Regions from separate parts of the Mus musculus genome. Here region 2 is linked to region 1. Evidence: chromatin loops called from intact Hi-C (ENCODE). Cell type or tissue: heart. All regions are shown on one strand. Each heading gives the region's core, and the rest is flanking DNA. Links, peaks and the distances in the headings are about the cores only. Region 1 holds the start of Ppm1b (protein phosphatase 1B, magnesium dependent, beta isoform). Region 2 has its middle 4.5 kb from the start of Slc3a1.

Region 1 (8,330 bases), core at 263-8,262:
AAATATAAAACACAATATCTAAATAGTTCCCAATTTTACTCTATCTTCCCTTCACTGACTTTACAGAACAGCAGTGTATGGAAAGTAGTCTAATCATGTACCTGGAGTCTGCCCACATTTTCAAGAATCTTACCTCAGATCCTCAGCTAATGAATCCTCTGAATCAGTACAACTGTTACCATTCTTGGCTATTACACAACAGAACTTAAAACAGCAGTATTCAGGATCTTCTAATTCTGACATGAGGTCACTAAGGTAAAAGATACGAGCTGAGGAGAGGCCTTGGGGAGTGGAGGTGCCTTGGCACCCAGAGTGACATCTAAGGTGGGTCCTCAGGGCTCACAGGGTTGAGGGCTCACCACAGCAGTGGCTGGAGGGCAGACCTATCCCCTCACTCTCACTTCTAAAATAAAAAAAGAAAATAGGAACAAGGAAGAATCACAGAAAAGCTAAAACTATCACATTCTTCAAATCTCTTACCATTCTTCATACCTTAAAATTACTGCATAAATAAATCCTATTAAATTTTAAAGTTGAAAAAATTAAAAATAAAAACCACAACCAAAATTCCTTGTATAAATCTGATACCACTGATATTTCTCCTATTAAAAAAAACAAACAATAAATCACCAAAATTGTATTTTGCAGAAAACATAAAATATGTATTCTAAGAAGTTAATTTTATTCACTTTAGTAATATTTTTAAACGCAGTCTTGCTCTGTGGCCTCTGGAACTTGCAATTATCTTGCCTCAGTGTCCTGAGTGCCAGGGGATAGGCCACTATTAGGATTAGATTATTTTACTCCTTTGTGTGCACGGTAAGGTTATGATGTACTTTCAGAGGATTACACATAAATACTCATGAAATATAAATTCCATAGGTTACACATCCAAGGTGGGAGGGGGAGAAATTTATGCTCAGTATCAGATACAATAAAAGCGATTTACCAACTCACAAGGACACAGACCTTCCACTTTTGCCTCAGCTGATATTTAATAAATCTCCATATCTAAGTGATACTATATGGCAATTCAAAAGTTTCCACTAAAAAATATGCATCATTAGAAAGAAAGATTCTAACTTTCAAGGCTACTTTTTCTCATCTAATCAACCTATGAATCAACTGCTCTTAGAAGCACAACCTTTAGACAATATCCCACTCCTCTGGATGACATATACTCTTAGGGGACTTAATAGTTATGTGACTACTAACATAAAACTGTGTATTGACATGAGCATCCTAGGAACTAAAAAGGCTCTCCCTTACTCCTGAAGTCTTCACAGACACCAGACACACAACGGGTGCTGAAGCTCTGCCCACCATTTACAAGACTCACCATACCAAGTTCAAGAAAAGTGGACAAATACCAACTAAAATATGAAAGCTCAAGTGACAACATACATGAGCATCCGTGAACACAAGGTACCAGGCAGAAACTGTCTTAGGAAGTTATGAGAGAAAATGCAACCATTAAACAAGCAAAAACAAAGACTTAAAGCTTCAGAAGAGAGCGTTCAGGAGCTGACGAGCAATTAGAGCACTTGCTGCTCTTTTGGAAGACCTGGGTTCAGCTCCCCAAGCCAAAATGGCAGCTCACAGCTGGCTGGAACTGGTTCCAGGAGAGCTCCTGCCCTCGCTCCCTCTTGGCCTCCACTACTAGCACCAGGCACTCACGTGGTGGTGCAAGTGGGTCATTTACACATTGTAAGCAAACACTCATGAAACAAATATAAAAAAATAACTTTTTAAAATATGAAAAGAGAGGGGAGACAAGAATGGTGATACACTATAATCCTAAGAATCTGAGGCAGGAGGATCACTTTGGGACCAGCCTAAGTAAGTAAGACCAAGGTCAGCCTGAGTCCCATTTTGCGATCCTGTCTCAAAGAAAAAAACAAAAAACCTCTAACAATTGGGGGTGGGGGTGGGGGGACGGTATTTCGGATGTGTGTGGAGAGGATTGCCCCACTAAATAATAAACAGTAACAAAAATTAAGTTCTTACGACAGCACACACTCTGTCCATTTGTAAGGACCACAAAAGCATTTTTTTAAAGAAAAAAAAAATCACTAGCTGGGTGTGGTAGTACAGACCTTCAAGGCACTTGGAGACCAGAGAATCTCTGTGAGTTCAAGGCCAGTGTGGTCTACACATCGAGTTCCACACCAGCCGGGGTTATATAATCAGCTCCCTATGCCCTGGTCTCAAAATAAATAAAAGATTATCCTTTAAATATTATTGCAAGTGAAGTCTACACTGGGAAAATTCTATAATAGTCAGAATAACCTCCATACTCAGAGATGATGTATTTCAAAGGCAACCTACAAAAGGAACACTGTAATTGCACAACAGAGAAAGTAAATGAAGTAGTATCTATGAACATGTAGGGGCCATCGCGCAGAACACACTGTGACTTATACCCTCTTCACTGGACAACCTACCACTTCTCCATCCAGGCAGTAGGCTCAACATAAAGAGTTCCTGTGCTAATCCCACAGTAAGCTTCAGTTAACTCTCACATCACAGGAGCTATAAACGTTTGTTAACAGAAAAAGAATGTTTTTCCCAAAATAGCCGCATAACATGAAGACAACCCAAATTCCCTAATAATCCCTTTATAAGACTCCTGCCAGTTTTATTTTGATACATTAAACATGTGGGGCCTATTTTAAAAGTTCTGTGTGACTTACCAAAACAACTTCTTAGTTGTTTTTAAGTTTCCAAGTTGTTTTTAGAAGCGCTTGAATACTGATGAATTTGGGCAGCTATCAAATCCTTAAGAGGCAATTTTTTGCCAAATAAGATGGGCAAACGTCCTAGAGGTGCTAAAACTGGTATTAGAGGTCATGCAACTTTTTTAAAAAATGAAGAAATGGCTCTAACATTCACCAAGCCCTTCATTTATATAAGTTTATTTCAGGGTTCTTTTCAGCTATGCTTAATGATACTTTCTTTCCTTAAAGGCTTTTAAAGATAAAAAGTAATGACCGATCACATAATACTGTCCAGTCTATTCTTAATGGAATTCATGTAAACTTGAGATGGAGTTCATAGTAATTTCATTTAAGAAGCCCATTGTTAAGCACGACACCCGAAATTTTCGGACCGTGGTTGGTGGGCAACACACAGACACGAACCCCCGAGTCTGGCTAAGAGGAGCAAGACAAACGGTTTAAAGCACAGGAGGGGGAAGGAGGCCCGGAGAGGCACAGACAGAAAAACCAGAAAGATTTCACAAGAAAGGAGAGCGGAGCGCAGGGGAGGGCAGAAAGCGACCGGGAGAGAGAGCCACACCGAAAGGTGTTTTCCGGAGCGGCGGGCAGGACTGGGTGAGCCGCGGCCTTGGGGTGGCCCGCGCGCCCATGGGCGCTGCCTGCACGCCGCGGCGCGAGGGGAAGCAGCGGACTTCCACGCGCCCCGGCAAACTACTCCCTCGCCGCGCCGCGCCCCGCGAAGCCTCGCGCGCAAGCGGAGGCGGCGGCGGCAGCCCAGGCCCTGGGCCTAGCCCGGTGCTCCGAGAGCAGGCTGGACGGACGGACGGCCGTTCCCCCACTCGGCTGGGCGCAAAGCGGCCTTACCTGGGGCGAAGGTAGAAAGGGAGGTCTCGCGGGCTCGCCCGCCGCACAGCCGCCCGCGGCCCCCGGCTTTCTCCCGAGACGCGACACCGCCTCCGCCGCCGCTTCGCCCTCGGGGGCTCGGCCACCGCCGCCGCCCGAGCTGTTTACACCGTCCGGCCCCTCACACCGCCGCCGCCGCCTTCTCTCCAACCCAGAGCCGCTGCCGACTCGGCCGCCGCCACCTCCTCCGCCGCAGCCTGATCTCTCTGGAGCATCTTCCAGCCACCGGACACGGAGAAACAGAGACTCCAGCCGCGCCGGCAGGAAACTCCCCCGCAACTGCCAGGGGGGACCAGGCGGTCAGAGCACCAGCGGCTTTTCCGCCATTGAGCAGCGGCCGCTCCGCTCCTTCTGCAACCCCCCTCCCCTCCCCGCACCGCCGTCTTTCCCCGCCCCTCCTCGGGCTCCGCCCCCCAAGGGCACCCATTGGGACGCCGCGTGTGTCACCGCTGCCCTCGGTTTGCTGAGAAGCCTGTCAATCTACGTTCTCCCGCCCAACCTGGCCCCTAGTATCTTCTGTGCTTCTCTTTCCCCGCCCACACGGCCCCGCCTCTGAGTCTTTAATTTCTCATTGGGCGTCAGTGCCCACCTTAATTGGCAAGGTCAACTATCCATCACACACCGCCCACCAGTGAGGCCCAACCCTTCATTACCATTTACTTTATTCAGCCCCACCTCCGCCTTGCCCTAACTCCTGACGTCACCGACCTGCCCACCCTAGTAGCCATAGGTAGAGTCCTCCGTCAGTCAAATTACGCCCCAACTCGAAGACCGATATCCTTTTCTGATTGGTTCAAATGGCGGCCTGATCCTCCGACTATTGGCTTCCTCTACTTGTCCGTCAAGAAACCAATTTCCAAGTCCGTCACTTCGGCTTTTTTTAAATGAACGCGCAAAAGTATCCTAAAAGGGATTGGCTAGTATTCGTAGATGGCCAAGCCCCGAGTCTGCGGACCCTGCAGTTCTGACCTCTACACTTCGCGGAGAACGAACACCATAAAGAAACCAACGGGCAGTCCAGTTATAGGTGGAAATTGGTCCCACCCGGAGTGGAGAGAGCCGGCTTCTGATTGGCCAGAGAAGTGCCCCTAGACCCTCATTGGAAGAAGTGGCCGCCTCTCTTTGGCATAGAGCTGTGAAGGAAGAGCTCAGAAAGGTTCGAGAAAGGGCCTGGAGAGAGGCGTTGTTTTGCTTCAACTACGGGTGGGGCGCACGCGAGAGTGCAAAACTGGGCGCGTAGGGCTCTGGGGAGGTGATGCAGGGAGGGAAAGAGCCCGGATGTTCCCTAACAATGAAATCATCTCTGACCAATCAGAGCCTCATTGTTGGGATACCTGCATGACCTGTCTCCAGCAGGGGAGAGTGGGCGGGAAGTTGAGAAGGCTGAAAAGCCACTTGAGAAAATGGGACAGGAGATCCCTTCGGGATGATTTTGCAATGGTTCAGATTGTTCGTTCTTCTTATTTACCTCGACCTCCTGCCTTCCAGCCCTTGGCAGTTCCGTGTTTTGTTTCTGAGTCTGATTTTTAAAACTCCTGTCTAGGCTCTTGACATTCACTAGGTCATTCCTCTCTTAAAGAGCACCTGCATTTTGCTAAGCGTGGTAGGTAGAACTGGAGATACAAAAGTAAGGCAGGCAGTCCCAGACTGGGAATGGTAGGTAATCATTGAACGTCTGCAAAGGGTAATGATGACATAAAGGAGTCTCCCTCTGGGTATGATTACTCGGAAGGCTTCACAAAGGCCGGGAGAAAACGGTCATCTAGTAACCACATTGAGCTAGAAAGTGAACCAGGTTAATTCTTCCAGATCAAAGTGTAATGGGGCACTTAAGCGCTCACCTGAAGAGTTTTTAAACTCGCTCAAGTCTTTGAAAGACGTTTTCGATCTTATTCATACTTAGGTATAAGTTAGTTGGGACAACTTAGGTTTAGACCGACCTAAGGGAGTGCAAATTCAGCTTTGAAAAGAAGGACATATTTCTGAAGCAATTTCCAAAGTGAAACTGGCGGAAATAAACATTTGGTTGCAATTCAGATTTCTCTGGAACTTCAAGTTTAAGAACTCTGTCTTAAGGTTTCTATTGGGACCATGAAACACCATGGCAACCAAAAAGCAACTTGAGTAGAAAAGGGTTTATTGGACTTACACTGTAGCCCATCACTGAAGGAAGCCGAACAAGAACTCAAACCTGCAGATAAGAGTTGATGGAGAGGTTACTAGCTTGTTCACATGGCCCGCTCAGCCCACTTATAGAATCCAGGACCACCAGCTCAGGATGGCATCGCACACAATGGGCTGCCCCCACCCACCCCCACCACCCCCATCAATCACTACTTAAGAAAATGTTCTACAGGCTAGCCCACAGCCAGCTCTTAGGAATGAAAGTTTGTCTCCTCTCAGATGTCTCTAGCTTGTGTCAAGTTGTCATTAGAATGTAGCCAGCACACATGGTGTTTTTTCAGGATAGTGGGCAAACAGGTTCCTAAAATTAGAATCACCTGAGGTTCCAAGCTACATTCATGCCTACAAAATCCAGAGCTCACTCTGGGGAGAAAGCTCACTACAATACAATTTTATTTCATTTATTGTGATTCTGGAGATTGAACTTCGAAAGATAATTTTTAAAAGTAGTCTTTGGGTGCTAGATTTTTTTGTTTTGTTTTGGTTTTGGTTGTTTGGTCAGTTGACTGTTTGTTTGGTTGGTTGATTTGGTTTGGTTTGGCACACCAATTCTTAGACCCAGTGACTGAGAATTGGAGACAGCCATAAAAATTTCTTTCTCTGATTTTGCATACTGTAGGTGAGCTTCAATAAAGAAAAGAAAGTAAGCCCACTTTAGCTCTGACTACCCCTTCAAGGGGCTTCATTATGGAATCAAGAAGGGTTTAATTACATTTAGTGTTTGTGTGTGTGTGTGTGTGTGTGTGTGTGTGTGTGTGTGTGTTTGCAGTGGAGGTCTGAGGGCAATTAGTTCTTGCCATCCTGTAGGGTCCCAGAGTACAACTGAGGCTATTAGACTTGATTATAATCTCCTATCCCTGCAGAGCCATCTTCGACAGCCTGGGAATTATTTAAATGACTTACACAATATATTTTTTAAATCACACCTTTGCTTGGGACACCTTATATTAGAAGATTGAAGTACGGGACCTCACCTTCCAAAATAAGGATCAACATGCTAAAGATCAACAAATAAGGGCTCTTGGATTCCCTTGCCTCGAGAACCCAGGCAACCACAGACAGACATCAGAGCCCTGTCTCGCACTGCTTGATTTCCTCTTGATCTCCTTTGGCAGACACTCAAATGCAATATGAGATTCAGTGATGTAACTAGGCTGCGGATTGTATACAACTCACTCTTTAATCACTAAAAGTAAGAAAACATAACTGAGGTTTTGTTGTTTGTTTGTTTGTTTTATGTCTAAGACTACAATGAGATCACAGACGAAAAAACCATTAGGTTAACTTTCTGAATTACTGAAGCTTAGCAACAAACCCTTAAAGAAGCCCCCAAAGGATTCACAAGGTTAAACGGCGGTATGTGTCGTGGTAGATAGGGGATATGTCACACACAATCAGCACCGTCACAATGGTTCTGCAACAGCTTGGTACTCTGGTGACTACACCCTGAGCCTTGGTTTGCCCGACCATAATGCCTTTCTTTAGAGCCACATAAAGAGCAGTAGAGCCGGGCGGTGGTGGCGCACACCTTTAATCCCAGCACTCGGGAGGCAGAGGCAGGGGGATCTCTGAGTTCAAGCCCAGCCTGGTCTACAGAATGAGTTCCAGGACAGCCTGGGCTACACAGCGAAACCCTGTCTCAAAAAAAAAAAAAAAAAATTGAGACAATGCTAAGTATAAGGTAGAAAATTGTCCTGATTAGGATGCTCGTTTTCTTTATGCTGAGCTGGGGTCACTTTTGTTTGTCTTGAGACAGGGTTTATTGTTTTTGTTGTTGTTATTGTTTTTATGTAGCCCTGGCTGTCCTGGAACTCACTATGTAGACCTCACTGACCTCAAATTCACCAAGATCGCCGGGCGGTGGTGGCACACGCCTTTAATCCCAGCACTTGGGGGGCAGAGACAGGCGGATTTCTGAGTTCGAGGCCAGCCTGGTCTACAAAGTGAGTTCCAGGACAGCCAAGACTATACAGAGAAACCCTGTCTCGAAAAACCAAAAAAAAAGAAAAAATTCACCAAGATCCATGTTGAGTTTTTAAACCCCCAGAAGAAACAGCTGAGGTTCGCCTATTCAACATATCAAAGAGGACCTGGCCTCCAGGTTCTCCCAGCATCCCTCAGTCCTTGCCTGTTACAGGTGTGACTGGCATACCCTGCCCTCTACCCGGAACTCATCAGCCCAGGCACTGGGCTGCCCTTCCCCTAGGAGCTTTTCCCTGTATAATCCTGACATTTGGTACCTGCCCCTTTTGTGCCTCTCACCCCTTTGGCCTCCTGGCTGCTCTTGGCTCCCCTCTCACCATCTCTCCTTACTAGGGTCACGGTCACGACCACTGTTGACTCTCCTAGACGTGTCTGCCTCTGGCTATGCTCTCCCAGGTACTATAATAAACTTTCTCCCCCACCACACCCAGCAGCAGTCATGGCCTTTCCTTTCCGCCTTTCCTTTTTCTTTCTTTCTTTCCCCATTCAATCTACCTCCTGGGTGCTGGCATGAGAAGCACACACACACCACCGCTCCAGCTC
Region 2 (8,330 bases), core at 229-8,228, 66 kb before region 1:
CCTGAAAGGGGAAACAAGTCTGATACATACTACAGGATGGATGGGCTTTGGGGACATTATGCTGAGGAAAAAAAAAAAAAAACACATCCAAGACAAATATTGTGTGGTTCCCCTTCGAGAAAGAACCTATAGTCACAGAAGCAGAAAACAGACGGGTGCTTGTGGGTTTCAGAGGAACTGTGGGAAACTGTTGGCCAATGGAATAGAATTCCACCTGGGGATTTTGATGAGTTTTCGAGATGGACAATTGTGGTCCTACAACAACGCAGACCATTTGCCACTGAGCCAATTATTAAAGAAATGGGTAGTGTTAAATCTGTTTTACAATGGTTGAAGCATCATGTTCTTTCTTTAGCTAGGTATAAAAATGATCTTGAACTAATAAGGAGAAACTGGCTGTCCCCTTTTTTTTTTAAAGTGTCTTCCTATAGACCCACGGAGGTGGCTCTGGAGGCAGGCAACATCATTTTATCCCAGGCTGACTCCAGACAGCCCTTGTGTATGACTAAGCTCTGTATGTGTGCTCAAACATTCTTGTAAGCACTTCCAGGAGGTGGGGGAGCAGGATGCTGAGCACTGCAAGTTCATGCGTTGTACTACATGCACACAGTCTTTAATCCTTGCACGTAACAGTTGTTTAATCATTGACAAGTGTAGGACACATTTGCAAGTCCCCAGAAACTTGCTGAAAGGCTGGCCTTAGAGATTCCCCAGGTCTCAAGGAATGAGATGATCAGCCACACTTGGAAGCTTTGATTAGACTTTTTTTTTTAATTAAAAAAATTGTGTGTGTGTGGGTGGGTGGGGGGGATGCGGTGTTGAGAGACGGTTCAGTGGACACTGTCAAGTTGGATGTCTCCTTCCACTTTGCCTGGGTTCTGGGGTCGAACCCAGGTGCAGCACCCGTTGTTTCCTGTTGTCTGGGTGCCCAATACTACAGGGTTTTCTGTAGAGCAACTTAGTGTTCTTGTTTAATGCAGTCATGACATGTCAACCCCCCTCATACCCTGCAATGGTGTTTCTCATCATTAATTATACATGAAACTTTTATAACGAAGCAGTTGTGTGCTGCTGTTTGTTTTGACCAAGTCTCACTATGCATCTCTAGCTAGCTCAGAAGTCACTATAGCAGACAGACATGGCTGGCCTTGAATTCAGAGGTGGCTAATGGAATGAGCTCCTTTTCATGTCTCGATACTGTTATCTGTCAAATAATAAACACACCATAGAAATATCCCTGTTCACCCTCCCCACACTGTGGCTGAGGTTGCACACACTACAGTCCTTGAGCATGTGTGGGAACTGGACTAGTAGCTGGGCTCTGGCCTGGAGGGCACTTTTAACAATAAAACAAATCGTGAGCTCACTGCTTGGCCCACTAGAGTAACACTTTTCAGTTTACTACACCAAGGCAGAGCCACTAAGGGCAAACCACAAGTCGTAGGATATGTCTGCAACAAGCAAGCAACCAAAGCACTTACCTTTAACATGAAACGTTTATGCTGGCAGATCTTACGCAGATGTGCATATCGTGGAACTTCATACTACCCGGTCAGACATTAAATGTCAGCAGAAAACTTGGAAGAGATGGTTTAAATGGACATCTCACACAGAATGGTTTATTATACCACAGAAAAAAATAGCGTTTCTCAATCACATTAACAACACATTCTGCAGATAAGGAAACTTATCTAGACAAATGAAATCTACGAAGTAATTTGGCAATGTGTGCCAAGAGCATTGACATTTTGTGGGGTAATTGAGGCTAGCCATACTATACTTTGAAACAGACACTACACTGACTTGAGACAAAGGGTAGGAATATTTGGTATCATGGTTGTATGTATATATGCATATATGTATATAAAGGAGAGTATAAAGTACAGAGAAGCAGTAATGTTGGACCACTGGCTATTTAGAAAAAATACTGAAGCTATGAAGCTCATCTTATTCCTTAAAACAAACTAACTACTATGTACATCGACTTTAAAAGTTAAAAAAAACAAAACATTTGTTTTAAAAATACACAAAAATAGTCCTAGAATTGAAAAGCTTTCCTAAACACAATGAAAAGTGTAAGTCCTACGGCCTGGAGGGGGCGGGGCAGGTATGTTCTTCTGCTTTAGAAATAAGATGGACGGTCTGGAGAGATGGCTCAGTGGTTCAGAGCACTCCATGTTCTTCCAGAGGTCCTGACTAAGTTTCCAGTCATCATGTGGAGACTCATAACCATCTGTAATGGGATCAGTTGCTCTCTTCTGGTGTGTCTGAAGACAGAGTACTCATGTACATAAAATCATGGTACGTCAATCTTAAAAAATAAATAAAAAGGGCAAAGCACACACAGCTAGAAAACATGTGTTGTAACATCTCTGACATGGGACATGTCAGAGTGTAGACATCTGCTTGACAGATCAACACAGAAAGGTAGACAAAGAAACAAAGGCAATAAGCAGATAATACAGGGAAAAATGATAAGTGGTTAAATTTTTCACTCAAAATATTCAATCCTCTGGGACTGGAGTTACAGCTGGTTGTAAGCCTTCATGTGGGTACCGGGAATACAACCCTGGACCACTAGAAGAGCATGTGGTGGTGGTGTGTGTGTTTGTAGACAGGTTTTCTGTGTGGAGCCTTGCCTATTCAGGAACTCACTCTGTTGACCAGGCTGGCCTTGAGCCCATAGATCTGTCAGCCTCTGCCTCCCAAGTGCGGGGACTAAAGGTGTGTTCCAGTTGAGTAAAGCAGTGTTTGAATTGCACTATGTGTCGGGCAATTCTTGCGTACATGTGCATCCCAGAGTGTACTGGAGGTCAGAGGACAACCCGTGGAAATCATTTCTCTCCTACCAGGTGGGTCCCAGGGGTCCAAAACGACCATCAGGATTAGGAACAAGCATCTTTACCTGCCATCCATCTTGTTGAGACTCAAGTTTTTGACAAATTGCATACAAAAAGAGGCATTACATGGCACCCACAACTTTACGGTTGTGTGAGCCTTGATAGCCTTAGTCAATCATGAGTGTCCCCCACCCCCCTGCTGCCAAAGGAATTCCTTTTCAAAAGTTATTTTATGTAACCAACTCGTCAGCCTTTGGGTGGTGGCTTGAGTTACCTCTTCCATTCTGAAGCAGCTAATTCTAACCAACTCTAATTCTCTTATTTTTTAATCTGGGCACACTTAACCCCAGCTAAGGGTGTAAACACTCCAGTGCTGTCAGAAAGCACAAAGCCAAGCAGGTTAAATGTGCAGAAATAAATCCACCACACCAAAGTTTGCTTTTCTGAGTAACTTCAGAACTGAATTACCCAGAGATCCAAACCTCCAGGAAACCTTTCAATGGTTTTTTTTTTCCCTAAAAGAGATGGGCAGGTGGCACCCTCACAGTTTGCTCCAAAGTCCCTAAAGCAGCAGCAGTAACCTTGGTACAGACACCAAATGTGCGGCTGCTTTCTCTAGCCAGACTTCCTTGTACTTCTGATCTTGAGAATTCCACCTCTGAGAAAGGGGTGTTGATGCTGGGGGTTCCGTGGTTGCCCATTCCCTAACTGTAAGACACACTGGCTAATCTGTGGGGTTGTGACGCCAGTACGAGGAGTGTGGGTGTGCTGGGTGCGTGCCCAGCACGTGGAAAGCCCTGGGTGTGACCCTGATGCAGTAATGAACTCGAGGAAGGTCTTCCAGATGATGTATTAGCTCAAAGAACCTTTTCAGGCCGCTTGCAGGTGCACCTACCAGCAACTAACTTGCCAGAGGGAGCAAAACTCTATTTCCTGCATTCCTCAATACAGGTCTCGGAAGTAACTTGTATTACTGAAGAACAGATTTGTTTCCATGTACAAACCTCGTATCTCCTCTCACGAGAGTCCTGGGAATGATTAAAGAAACAAAACAAACAAAAAACCCAAGCCAGCCTCAAGATGTGCCCCACCAGTCTGAATGGTACGCGGGCGGGCGGGCGGGGTGGGGGTGAGCAGCAGAATGGTGGTGACAGACTAAAGCTCTTACCTCTGGAGTCCCTGGAATAAAACCACAGTGCTACCAAGGAGCCAAAGGCATTTATTGCGTGAACATGGAAAGGCAAGGTTTGCACAGCACGGTGGGAGCGTGCCTCCGCCTCCGCTGACAGGCTAGAAGATTAAAGCTCAGAGCAGAACAGATCCTGCACTGGTGGAATGCTCGACTCGTTTTTTTTTTTTTTCTTTCAAGTTTACAAAAACAAAACAAAACTTTTGTTCTTCTATGTACTTCCGGGCTCTTGGTAGGTCGGTCGGCCTCTGCTTTGTCACCAGAGTTCTCAGCTGGGTTTACAAATAGACGTGCTCAAGTCTGCCATCTGGTGGAAACGATAGATATTGAGACCATTTTTGCTTTAAGTGACTATGTTGGGGAGGGGGGAGGGGGATAGTTCATTCAGAACAGCACTAAGAAACACGAAAGGAATGAATGAATTTAAGAAGGTACCCGTTTAAAGGAAGCTGAAGCTGTGGTGGGGAATTGTGAACACTTCTGTAACTAGAGAGATGCAGCATCTCCCTGAGAGGGAGGGAGCTCATCCCTATGCATTCTACGCATTGAAAACCACACCAACCAGGGAACTACTGCCCACACTACCCACAGCTCACCCTGAGGAGGACGCACACTCTACTTTTTCTTGGGGTAAAAGTCAAACGAGGGGCACAGACAAGAGTATACTAAAGCTGATACTCAAGATGACATGATACCATTACAGTAGAGTGACATGGAATGACTAAAACACAACCAAAGCAACAGTCAATATAAACAAAGGGACAAGGCTGGCTTCTGCCAACGGCTGGAACCAGGGGATGCAGGAAGAGTTATAGGAAGATGCCGTATTCTATTCTGATCCTTACATGCAGCTGAGTTAAATGTCTGAGCCTGTCTTTACTAAGAAGGACAGCAGTCATAAAGGAAAAATTGCATCTACTTACTCATAATAGGAAAACATTGTCACTGTATGCAATTGAAGGTTGGTAAAACTGTTGAAGAAAATGATAACATTCTAAAACTTTTGCATATAAATGACTCCTTAAAGTTCATTAAGTTTAACACGTAAGATCTTTGCAGTCTATGTAAACTACTTTAAAACCTTCAGAGAAAAACCAAAAAGCATCACTCAGTTCGAGTTTGAATAGAACTTCAGGGTCTGCTCAGCACTGAGCCTCTGAGCTCTCTCAAGTGCTGCCTCCATCAGGGCTCAAAGTGCTTCCTCCGCACCAGGGAAAGCTTTCCAGCAGAAGGAAAACCAGTGTGCCGTAGGGTCTAGAGGATGCTGCAACACTCTGCTTCTCTTAGGAACTCAGTTGTTCCTAATGGAACATGTAGCTGCCCTTAGCCCTGCCTCTCAGCAAGCAGCTTGCACCGACAAGCCCTAAGCAGCACCAGTGAGGTGGAGGTAATGATTCAGCACTGTGGTAAGGCTAAGGTTAACTGCCTAAATGTAAAGAAAACGAACATTAATATATCATATAGGAGCCGGCCGTGGTGGTACACGCCTTTAATCCCAGCACTTGGGAGGCAGAGGCAGGTGGATTTCTGAGTTCGAGGCCAGCCTGGTCTACAAAGTGAGTTCCGGGACAGCCAGGGCTACACAGAGAAACGCTGTCTCGAAAAACCAAAAAACAAACAAACAAACAAACTATATAGGCAAATTTTAATAAAAGATACACTTGGATAAATGAGATTAAAAGTTCATATATTATATAATCGTATAATTGAGACTTAAAACACTTAATACCATTTGCTATTCACTCATCAAACTGGCAATATGCAGAATGAGAAAGCGGGGAAAAACGGGCACTCTTGTATACTACACTGGAAGACAACTCAGAACCATCTAATTGATTTTGTTTCTGTACTTTGTTTTCATTCAAGTACTTCTGCTGTACTTAGTCTGCGCGGCACCGCCGCAGGCTGTACACATCATACTTCAATGCTGAGACTGCACGCACTCTCTTGTTGTGTATCATAAAGAAAAATGACAATTCGACCATGGAACGAGGCTTTACTAAAATTCACTTCATATATTCTAAGTGGTTTCTAAGGCTTAGACTTTCACTTATTTACTAAATCAGTTCAGAAATAATTTTAAACGGCACTTGACCGTAGTCTAAACAGTATACAGCACTCAGTGACGGGCTGAAATAGGAACAAGACTGACTAAGCGGGCACAGCGCCACTACACTAGGACAATTTTACTAAAAGCAGTGACAATGCTACTGACAGGTGATGCTTCAAAGTTCAGAGACTGCAGAATACTTACAAAGCAGTTTGTCATAGCCATTTAATGACATGTTTCTTTCAGCTCCCCAGCCCTAGATGTGTTTGGAAAAGCGCAGCATTCAGAACTGCTTCAGCCCAGCCCTTCCTCCTTTCTATCAAGCTACTCAAAGTCTGAATAGGGACAGAGTATGCTACACGGTTATTCTTCCTTGGTACCATGTGCCTTAAATTAGGAAAAGTCTAGAGACAGTCAGCTGACGTTAGGATGGAATACTTTTAAGGGGTAGGAATTCAATATATTAAATGGGACTTAAAAAAATAAAAGATAAATAAAAAGTAAAAATACGAAACCATGATAAATATGCAAACTTTGAATAATTATTAAGACTGAGTTTTCCTGTATTGCTGAACCTGCGTAAGGAAAAGGGTCCATGTGGCAGACGGACTTGAGTGAGCAGTACAATGAATTATAGTTCAAAAGTTCACAATGGAGGGGCTGGCAAGATGGCTCAGCAGGTCAAAGAGCTTGCCGTTAAGACTGACTACGTGAGTTTGATCCCTGGGACACACATGGTAAAATGAGAGCCTACTGTTGGCATGCAGCCCCCCGCCCCCTACACACACATAGCATATACACCGAAGAAAAGTCATTACCATAAGGAGTTACCCACTTTAGAGTCCAGAATGGACCTATTAAGAGAGTACAGCTTAATTCCACTTTCACTAAAAAGAACCAAACTCAAATAAAATGAAGACAGGGCATGCTGTCTAGAAAGGGGCGCCTGAGGCTACAGTAACCAACATTGTGGTCTTTGTAAGAGTTTACACAAAAGGCAACAGATTATAGGTAGGTCATAGAAATGGACCACATGCAATTGGGTCATCAGTATTTGACCAGAGGCATGGTGTCTATACAATAGCTCTGTGAAAAAAAAATTATTAATACTATGGATTTTAAAAAATTGAGGGATGTACATGGAGAGAAATAAAGAAAAAGAAAAAAACCGCTAAAAATGGCAAGAGTAGGGTATCTTCCTGTCAGGTTTCTTCTGCAATCTAAGAGGGCTCTCCCACTTTCCCACTGTGGCATCCAAGACTCATCAGAGAACTAGTGATGCATGGAGAGACTGGGCAATTCGAGCCTTGTCAACAGTGAGTATAGCCACTCCCATCACAGACTGTATCTCTGAAAGCTAGAGAGATAAAAGTAAGCAAGAGGAAAAAAACAAAAAAACAAAAGAAAACCAAAAAACCCAAAACAGAAAAAACTACTCAGAGCTGGGCAGTCAACAACTCCCAGCTCTCTTGAGGCTGAGCTAAAACTGTAACGAGATTGAGGCCAGGCTGGGCTACAAAGTTGAGTTCAAACACACAAAGTAAAACCATGCTTCAAAAACAGAAAGCCAACCAAATGATTAAAAACACTTAAGCCAGGCGTGGTGACTCGGGAGGCAGAGACAGGCGGATTTCTGAGTTCGAGGCCAGCCTGGTCTACAGAGTGAGTTCCAGGACAGCCAGGGCTACACAGAGAAACCCTGTCTCGAAAAACAAAACAAAACAAACAAACAAAAAAACCCCAACACTTAAACATTAGGGATTACATGTGGGTGATTCCATAAAGGAAAAGGTTAAATAGTGAGAGGCCCAATATGCAAAGTTAGCAGGAGATGAAAAACGGACTGGGAGAGTGTGAGCACACAGGACAGTATTAGCAACCATGTTCTCAGTAGAGTTAACCATGGTATTAGCAACCATGTTAAAAGGCAAATGGAAGAGATGGACTCAAAAGATCAATGGTGTGAAGGATGTGAGAACTGACTTCAGAGAAGTCAATACACTTCTCACTGGCAAAACACAAGGGCAATATTGACAACCGTCGAGGAAGGGAGGGATGGAGACACTCTGGCCCGTGGTACCCATCTGTGCATCTCTAGCATAATGCTTGGCACCACCAACTCAGTGATGCAAACACTTAAGGACCTAGTCATCTTATTTCTAGTATTTGACTGGGCAAAGCACTAAATACTATGCCACAGTCACAAAACTAGGCAGTGTGCCTGTTTTTTGGTGTGACTTAATCATTCATA

What was found. Peaks named below come from ENCODE experiments on the same cell type or tissue, not always from the same donor. Only the 100,000 strongest peaks of a DNase experiment are listed, where the experiment ranks them.
Region 2: a loop joins it to region 1, with 4 times the contacts of the local background. A loop is called at or near these places in 4 of 42 quality-filtered maps.

Annotation. Positions count from the first base shown.
Region 1 is chr17:84,953,646-84,961,975 of GRCm38, reverse strand. Ppm1b (protein phosphatase 1B, magnesium dependent, beta isoform) reads right to left here and starts at 3,975. Exons shown (of 6, transcript NM_001159496.1): 1 at 3,582-3,975. 1110020A21Rik (RIKEN cDNA 1110020A21 gene) reads left to right here and starts at 4,553. Exons shown (of 4, transcript NR_027929.1): 1 at 4,553-4,776. In heart, for the core only: a CTCF peak has its summit at 4,986; DNase peaks (open chromatin) are centred at 4,215 and 4,695; H3K4me3 peaks cover 4,165 bases; H3K27ac peaks cover 2,624 bases.
Region 2 is chr17:85,019,702-85,028,031 of GRCm38, reverse strand. It overlaps a transcript of Ppm1b not described here. Among named protein-coding and RNA genes, the nearest start is that of Slc3a1, 4.5 kb to the left of the region's middle. In heart, for the core only: a CTCF peak has its summit at 4,338 (motif pointing left); a DNase peak (open chromatin) is centred at 4,281.